3 separate regions of the Homo sapiens genome follow, and regions 1 and 3 are each linked to region 2. Evidence: chromatin contacts called from ENCODE Hi-C or POLR2A ChIA-PET data. All regions are on one chromosome and are shown on one strand. Each heading gives the region's core, a stretch centred on a gene start or an enhancer-like site at or near the end of the contact. The rest is flanking DNA. Distances are from core to core; before and after follow the strand shown.

Region 1 (2,725 bases), core at 63-2,562, 950 kb before region 2:
CCACCTGGCTCCAGTGAGGGCTTCAAGAGCTGGAATCCCTGAGACCAGTGGGACCCTGGAGCTGCCTGCGTGTCAGGGCCCTTAAACGCCCTGGCTGCTCCTAGTGAGGCCTGAGTTGATGGGAGTATCTGGCCGGGATCACTGAGTTTCCTAACTTTTTGCATTTGGCCTGTCAGCTGGAGACGATGTGTCAGTCACATTTGCAAGATACAACGCTTTATAGTGTTTCTCCCCACCAAAACTTCCTTGGAGATTTAGTCACTCAAATGGCATATGTACCAATAAAACAATCACTGTCAGCCACATGACATTTATCACACTCCAACTATAAAAAGCGACCAGAGCCAACATAAAGGAGTGCCTTTCAGAAGGGGGAAAGATCCTGATTCCTAGTTTCAGAGGGTTGCATTTACAAACTGCAGAGGGCATTATCTCGAAATGCTAAGGCATATTGTGATTATGGCTAGCTTAGATTTTGCAAACGGCATTTTAAATACGCCTGTGAAGGTGTTAGGTCTACAAAGATATTTAAAGAAGAAGAAAACACATCTGAATCCTTTTAACATTAAGCTCATGTGAAACCATGTATTTGCACAGTGTATTTTCATTTTTCTGTACATATGTAAGTGGGAGCTGGGTTTATAAAGAGGGTCATGATACGGAGAAAGGTGGTGAATGTAAAGAAAGATGTATGCAAGAATGCAAAGGTGTGTTCACAAGAGACTCTGTTGGTTTCCCTCCAGGTGGGGAGGAGCACGTGTTTGAGAATTCGCCGGTCCTGGATGAACGGTCCGCCCTCTACTCTGGCGTGCACAAGAAGCCCCTTTTCTTTGATGGCTCTCCTGAGAAACCTCCCGAAGATGACTCAGACTCTCTCACCACGTCTCCATCCTCCAGCAGCCTGGACACCTGGGGGGCTGGCCGGAAGTTGGTCAAAACCTTCAGCAAAGGAGAGAGCCGGGGCCTGATTAAGCCCCCCAAGAAGATGGGGACATTCTTCTCCTACCCAGAAGAAGAAAAGGCCCAGAAAGTGTCCCGCTCCCTCACCGAGGGGGAGATGAAGAAGGGTCTCGGGTCCCTAAGCCACGGGGTAAGTACGGATGGTGTTTGCTTCTATGACAACCACCGTCGCAGGCACCACCTTCTGGTGTCCCTGGAGGAGTTTCAGAGTGTCCGGAAGCAAATCCGCTTGAAGAAAACGGATACTAATTATTCCTGTTCCAGAGCTTTTCTCTGCCAGCGTCCCTCCAGAAAAGGCGTCACCAGCACCACCTGTGACCTGCAGCTGCTCCGGCAGAAAGGCAAAGGGGGCGGGAGCTGCGGCTTCCCCGGCAGGAGGGTGCGCGGGCGCACCTCGGTCAGCGAGTTCAATATCACCTACGTGGTGGAGCGGAGCCTGTACAGCCACCTGAACCTGACCCAGCTAGTGCGGCCTGCCTCAGACAGGACCCTGAGCAAGGCTGAGAGACAGGACCTGAGGCGGTGCCTGCTGGAGGAGGATGAGGAGGCAAAGAGGAAGTGGGCCGCCACGGTCGACCGCTGTACTAAAAGGGTTCTCTTGAGAATCCACCAGAAGTCTGTGAGTCACAAAGATGGTCCTGAGGACGGCCTTGTCATTTCTGTGATGTGCAGTCAAGCATTATGGCCTTTCTTCTGCGGGGACCGGCTTCCTCCCCTCTCTCCTGCTCATGACGTCAGGGCACATCCCACCATCACCTTCAATTTCAAATCCTGCTTTCACTTCCAGGCAGCTTTCACCTTCTCTTCCATTTCTCCTCTTGTCAGATGAAGCTGTTTGAGTGCCCATTAAAATAAGCATTGAAGCTAATCCAGAGAGGGGCTTCCAGGGTACAGGGGTGGGGTTTGGCCGCCTCCAGGAGTGGCTGTCTTGATTCTCGGCCATTATGTCACTTGACCTCAAAGAAGCTGATTCAAAACAGAAGGGCATTTCACCCTTGAAAGAGATGCTTGCTCTTGGTTTTAAAATTAAAACAATAGGAGCAGGCTCATGGAAAAACTGCCGTCATCACAGTCACCAATTTGGTGATTTGAAAACATTTTAAAGCACATTTATTTTATTAGTAGAGGCAAGCAGAAAGTTCGTAAATCTAACAACAAAAATGGGAGCTTTTTTGTTTTACTTAAGTCTATTCCATGTTCTTATCTTTATAAACAAATCAACATTTGGAAATGCCTTCCCCTAGCCTATAGATTCTTCTGTACTCAGCAAGGAATAAAGTACTCACTTTCAAAGAGTAGGATGTTTTTCACTTTTAACGCTGGATGATCAGAGACCTAGTAAGATTTATTTTCAAGGCATGACTTACTTTGAACTTCAGAATATAGATATTTTTCCTTCTGAAATTCCCACCTAACTTTTAGTTTGCACAGTGGCACATATAAAATGGTGCAAAGTGAGGAAGTAGATTTCTTGGCCCTCTGTCACCTGGCACCTTGCTTGATCTGCTCAGGACAGTTGGCTGTGGGCCCTTTTAAAGACCTGAAAGAATAGAGTGTCCTTCAATAGTGGTTTTCCCAGGGGGCCTTCCCGTTCATGAACAGGATGTTCTTCCCCAGACGATCAGTGTAATTTAAATTCATTCAGTCGGGTTCTGCTTTTGTGAAAGTGAAGACGGATTGGTCAATGCCATTCTTAAAACGACCTTCTCTGTTGTAAAAGAATCCTTAGGTCCTTCCTAGCCCCTGGGTTTTCCACATATTTCCA
Region 2 (2,988 bases), core at 332-2,831:
AATCCCAGTTACACAGGAGGCTGAGGCAGGAAAATCGCTTGAACCCGGGAGGGAGAAGTTTCAGTGAGCCGAGATCAAGCCACTGCATTCTAGCTTGGGTGACAGAGCAAGACTCCATCTCAAAAATAAAATAAAATAAAATAAAATAAAATAAAATAAAATAAAATAAAATAAAATAAAAAAGCTGTTTCTTAATTGCTGCTCTTTTTTCAGGGTCTCCTTCCATATTTGCATTTAACCATTCACAAGCCATCTCTGACACCTTTGGTGGGTGTAGGAGGCAGTGTTCAGTGGTGAGAGACAGGAAGGGAACCTGGACCCTGGCAGAGCTCTCAGTCGCCCTGGGAGCCCACTCCCCAGCACACAGACAGGAATGCACACACCAAAGGCATCCACTCATCTGCACGTTCCTTCACAGACTCAGTGCAATTCCTGAATATCTACTACAAGGCTCTGCACTGCATGCTAAGAAAAGACATCACCCCTGCTTCTTGGAGCTCTTTTTTTTTTATTTAAGAAATGGAGTCTCATTCTGTTACCCAGGCTGGAGTGCAATGGTACAATCATGGCTCACAGTAGCCTCAACCTCTCAGGCTCAAGCAGTCCTCCCACCTCAGCCTCCCAAGTCGCTGGGACTACAGGTATGCACTGCCACACCTGGCTAATTTTAAAAATTTGTTGTAGAGATGAGGTCTGGCTATGTTGCCCAGGCCGGTCTTGAACTCCTGGCCCCAGGTGATCCTCCCATGTTGGCCTCCCAAAGTGCTGAGATTACAGGCATGAGCCACTGCGCCTGGCCTTGGAGCTCATTTTTAAGATCTGTAGAGGGTTCTGTCTGCCAGGGCACTTTGCACGTTTTGCCTCATTTAATCATTACAAGAAGCCCTTGAGGAAGTGACCTTGTCCCCATTTTACCCTTGAGGAAACTGAAGCAAAACAATGTGTCCATCTCTCTGATCTAGGGGCAGCCCTCAAAGCCTGACCCCTTAGGCTGCAAAACTCTTCCTCCCTAGTCTCCCAAAGACCATTGATTCCCCCCAACTCCATCTATACCTCAGGATCCAGATGGCAGTTCTTTTGGAGGAATAGTAACCCACAGTTTAAATGCTCATGCTTAGAAAAGGCACCTCATGCCCTTATTAACCAACACTGTGAACCAGCTCATCAGGCAGCAAGCCGAGAGCCAGGCCCTGGGAAAAGGAGACAGGAGCTGGGAGTTTTGTTTTTGTTTTCTGTTTGTTTTTGAGACGGAGTTTTGTTCTTGTTGCCCAGACTGGAGTGCAATGGCGCAATCTCAGCTCACCACAACCTCCACCTCCCAGGTTCAAGCGATTCTCCTGCCTCAGCCTCCCGAGTAGCTGGGATTACAAGCATGCATCACCACACCCAGCTAATTTTGTATTTTTAGTAGAGACGGGGTTTCTCCACGTTGGTCAGGCTGGTCTCAAACTCCTGACCTCAGGTGATTCGCCTGCCTTGGCCTCCCAAAGTGCTAGGATTACAGGCATAAGCCACTGCACCCCACCAGAGATGGGAGTTTTGAATAACCAAAGGTACAAAGAGGAAGTGGGTTGGCACCCAAGGCAAATTTTGCCTGCCTGACAACTGTGCCTGGGGTAGCTGCAATCAGAGTGCCAGCCAGTTTCAGTAACTAGACAATCCAATTGTACACCACTGCATCTTTGACTATTGCCAAGTAGTTCCTGCAGAGGCTAGGGGCTCCCAAAGCAGTCACATATGGAGGAAGGTTGTGGCTATGGGCAGGAGGAAAGAGAGGAGCAATGATTCCTCAGGGGTCTGAGATGTGAAGGGAAGCTGCTCTTGCCACTCTGTTTCTTACTGGGGGTTCAATTGCAAACACTCTGACCCTTCTCACCAGGAGATCTCTCCCCAGCTCAAGGCAGGGGAAAGAGACCGTGAGCAGGGGCTGATCTGGGAGCTTTCGCCTTACAAGAAATGGGTGCAGACAGGCAGGAGCCCAAGGCTAACGTCAGACAGAACAGAGTCAGGGTCTCAGAAGCAGGTCTGACCCCCAGCCCGGTCATAAACCCCCACCATTCTCTTTCTTGCCTGCTGGGAACCCACTGAGGGGGGCATGATGAAAACTGAGAGGTATGATTTCAAGCCTGATCTCTCTCTTCCTTGGAGATCCCTTACTCCAGCACAAACCAGAGCCTGCAGAGTGTCCTGAGAGTGTAAAAATGTAAACAACAGCCAAAGCAAAAAGCCCTGTGCACTCCAAAATGAGGACACATTTACATGAAACCCTACTCTGGGGCAGTAAGAGGATGTGAAATTATCAGGTGCTTTCCCCCCAAGGTTGTACTTTGAATCCCGCCTTTTCTAGATTTGCCTACAGAATGTAAAACAGGCTGGGCACTTGTGAGTCTGCCCACCCTAGGCAAGAAAATGCTGCAACTCAGCCGGGAGCGATGGCTCAAGCCTGTAATCCCAGCACTTTGGGAGGCCGAGGCGGGTGGATCACTAAGTCAGGAGATCGAGACCATCCTGGCTAACACGGTGAAACCCCGTCTGTATTAAAAGTACAAAAAAATTAGCTGGACGTGGTGGCGGGCACCTGTAGTCCCAGCTACTTGGGAGGCTGAGGCAGGGGAATGGCGTGAACCCGGGAGGCGGAGCTTGCAGTGAGCCGAGATGGCGCCACTGCACTCCAGCCTGGGCGACAGAGCGAGACTCCATCTCAAAAAAAAAAAGAAAATGCTGCAACTGTTGGCTCGTGAGAATTCATGCTCTTCCCACACACCATGATGCCATTTTGAACACGCTTTCAATGAAAGCTGCCTTCTTTTTAAAAAGTTGCTGGACATTATTCTTAAAGCCAGGTATCTATGGACTCAGGTATTCAGCTGAATGACCCGAGCTGATGTCCCTCTCTTTCTCACGGAAACACACACACAGCCCTACCTTTAAGGTATGGAGACTGCACTGAGAAATCAGTCTTTGGGCTGCTAGTCCATGAGAGCTACT
Region 3 (2,700 bases), core at 161-2,660, 790 kb before region 2:
CACAGACACACCCAGGAATAATACTTTGCATCTTTCAATCCAATCAAGTTGACACTCAATATTAACCATCACAGTACGAAATCCTGTTTACACCGTTTTTTCCTATACATACCTAATGTAAAGTTTAATTAATAAATTAAGCAAGCAAAATATTAACAATAATAACTAATAATAAAATAGAACAATATACCATAATAAAAGTTATGTGAATGTGGGCCGGGCATGGTGGCTCATGCCTGTAATCCCAGCACTTTGGGAGGCTGAGGCAGGTGGATCACCTGAGGTCAGGAGTTTGAGACCAGCCTGGCCAACATGGTGAAATCCTGCCTCTACTAAAAATAAAAAAAATTAGCCGGGCATGGTGGTGGGCACCTGTAATCCCAGTCACTCGGGAAGCTGAGGCAGGAGAATCTCTTGAACCCAAGAGGCAGAGGTTGCAGTGACCTGAGATGGTGCCACTGCACTCCAGCCTGGGTGACAAAGAGAGACTCCATCTCAAATAAATAAAATAAAATAAAACAAAATAAAATAAAATAAAGTTATGTGACTATGGTCTCTCTTTCTCTCTCAAAATATCTTACTGCACTGTAATCATCAATCTCCAGACCACAGGTGACCATGGATAATTGAAACAAAAACTACAAATAAGGGGAGGAAATATCAGTAAGGGTAAAACGAATCTAGCCAGAAGGCAAAGTTGGAGATTTTTCTCTCTGCTATTAGGTAGATAGATATATTTTCAGCACTATCCTCAGAATAAATTAATTAAAAGACTATGCTAAATGTTTTCAAGTCTGGTTCTGAAATAACTCCTTCAATTAGAGGTTATTTTTAGCTTCCTTTTTCTAAACTTAAATGAAGAACTTTTACATTTTTCTGGCGTTTCAGACTATTCTGTTTCTGTAGCTGCCATTTAAAGGTAGATCAGAAGAGAGGTAGACGGAGACTGAAATTCCTAATTTCACTTCCTCTTTTTGGTTTTCAAATTAATGAGTTGTGTACGACTGGGTGCGTGGGAAAGCATGCACAGGCCAGTGTCTTCCTTGGTTGTGTGATATCTCACACTTGCCCATGTCATGCGGCAGCATAATTTTCCATTAATGATCTGATTTGGCCCATGTGAACTTCACCTCCTACCCACATTCATAGCAGCTTTTGCTTGGGAAGGCTTTGCATTTTCTTCATGACTGGAGGTCACAATACTAAAAAATCCGTAGGAAAATAAAGTAATGGGCCTGCTAATATGTTTAATGGCTTTAATAGCATTGAAAACTAATATGCTTAATGCTCATTTCATTCATAGTTGCCCTTGGCATGATGGATGGCAAGATTGTGCATTTATGCAGAGGCAAAAAATGGCCCAAATGTCACTGTGAGTGTGATGCAGGAGAGTGAGAGAGAAATGTTACGGCAGCATTATGAAATCTCAACTCCAATCCATCTTCACAGGAAATAATTACATTAGGTGAGAAAAGGGGCAGCCAACCATGAGGCTGGTGCTAGCTTAAAGGAATTTGGTTCATTTGTTGAAAAGCAGAAATTCTGAAAGCCTGTGCTGAGTGAATTATCTTGAGAGCAAGACCCATAATAGCATAGAAAGAGGAAGTTCTGAGACATGACAAATTCTGAATTGGGGAGATCACCTTTTCTTTCACAGCTTTCTTCCTAGTTCTATGGTTACATTATGGGCTGTGTTCTAGAGCTTTCCAGCCTTGCCCTCTTTGGTCTATATCGCATTCCTTAGGGCACTATTCGTCGTAGGTAAGTGGATTAATTAATTCGGGTCACTACATCAGTATGTCGTGAACTGGTCCTACACAAAGATGTTTTAGATGAGGCTCTCTGGAGAAAAACCTCAAGGGTCATCAGCAATTGGGAATCTCAGTAATACTGTGGCCCTGGCAGGGCTCTCAAGCATTTGCCCATGCCATCTGGACATGGGGCTGGTGCTGGAGAGACAGCACTAGCATTCTGAACTGTGAAGATAAAATTTGCTGGGACGATGAACCTCTTTAGTAGATTCCACTGCCTCAGCTTTCCAAGGGCCATAGGAGAGGACAGTATTAGTCTTTCCTCTTCCCTCAGGGGCCCAAACACCATCAGGGGCCTAGACAGGAGAGGGGGCTACAAAAGAGGAAGTCCTCAGAATTAGAAGCAAGCTGTGGGTACCGTGAAACCCTTTCCTCACTGATAGTGAACATCCATGTGGACACGCAATGGCCAATGACTGGGTCTAGAGACATTGACTTGCTCACCAAGTGACAGCATCTAAAGTGGCTATGACTCCTCATCATGGTCTTACTCGGTGATATGGTTTGGCTGTGTCCCCACCCAAATCTCATCTTGAATTGTAGCTCCCATAATTCCCACATGTCGTGGGAGAGACGTGGTGGGATGTAATTGAATCATGGGGGCAGGTCTTTCCAGTGCTGTTCTCATGATAGTGCATAAGTCTCATGAGATCTGATGGTGTTATAAAGGGGAGTTCCTTTGCACATGTTCTCTTGCCTGCCACCATGTAAGACATGCCTTTGTTTCTACTTTGCCTTCTGCCATGATTGTGAGGCCTCCCCAGCCATGTGGAACTGTGAGTCCATTAAACCTCTCTCCTTTATAAATTACCCAATGTCAGGTATGCCTTTATTAGCAGCATGATAATGGACTAATACACTCAGCCTTACAAGGTCCTGCCTTTCCCAT

Evidence for each region. Hi-C counts contacts between places; a loop is a spot of excess contacts on that map. ChIA-PET counts read pairs that join two places held with the same protein, here RNA polymerase II (POLR2A). Pooled maps may share reads with other maps.
Region 1: a pooled map shows a loop between it and region 2 (3-fold over the local background). The contact joins two enhancer-like sites. A Hi-C loop is called at or near these places in 1 of 50 pooled maps. POLR2A ChIA-PET finds 5 or more read pairs at or near these places in 2 of 52 experiments (GM10248 and activated B cell).
Region 3: a loop to region 2 is called in a pooled map, with 4 times the contacts of the local background. The contact joins two enhancer-like sites. A Hi-C loop is called at or near these places in 2 of 37 single-sample maps with no recorded cell type and 2 of 50 pooled maps.

What each region holds. Positions count from the first base shown.
Region 1 is chr6:148,518,804-148,521,528 of GRCh38, forward strand. It overlaps SASH1 (SAM and SH3 domain containing 1), which reads left to right. Exons shown (of 20, transcript NM_015278.5): 10 at 744-1,090. Among named protein-coding and RNA genes, the nearest start is that of SASH1, 180 kb to the left of the region's middle. RefSeq lists enhancers at 1,336-1,875, 1,552-1,601. Within about 2 kb of position 1,313, at least 6 of the 41 ENCODE cell types and tissues checked have a DNase peak (open chromatin) inside an H3K27ac peak, as active enhancers do.
Region 2 is chr6:149,466,755-149,469,742 of GRCh38, forward strand. The region is part of intron 2 of ZC3H12D (zinc finger CCCH-type containing 12D); the gene reads right to left. Among named protein-coding and RNA genes, the nearest start is that of ZC3H12D, 17 kb to the right of the region's middle. Within about 2 kb of position 1,582, at least 4 of the 41 ENCODE cell types and tissues checked have a DNase peak (open chromatin) inside an H3K27ac peak, as active enhancers do.
Region 3 is chr6:148,676,726-148,679,425 of GRCh38, forward strand. No RefSeq gene overlaps it. Among named protein-coding and RNA genes, the nearest start is that of UST, 69 kb to the right of the region's middle. Within about 2 kb of position 1,411, at least 4 of the 41 ENCODE cell types and tissues checked have a DNase peak (open chromatin) inside an H3K27ac peak, as active enhancers do.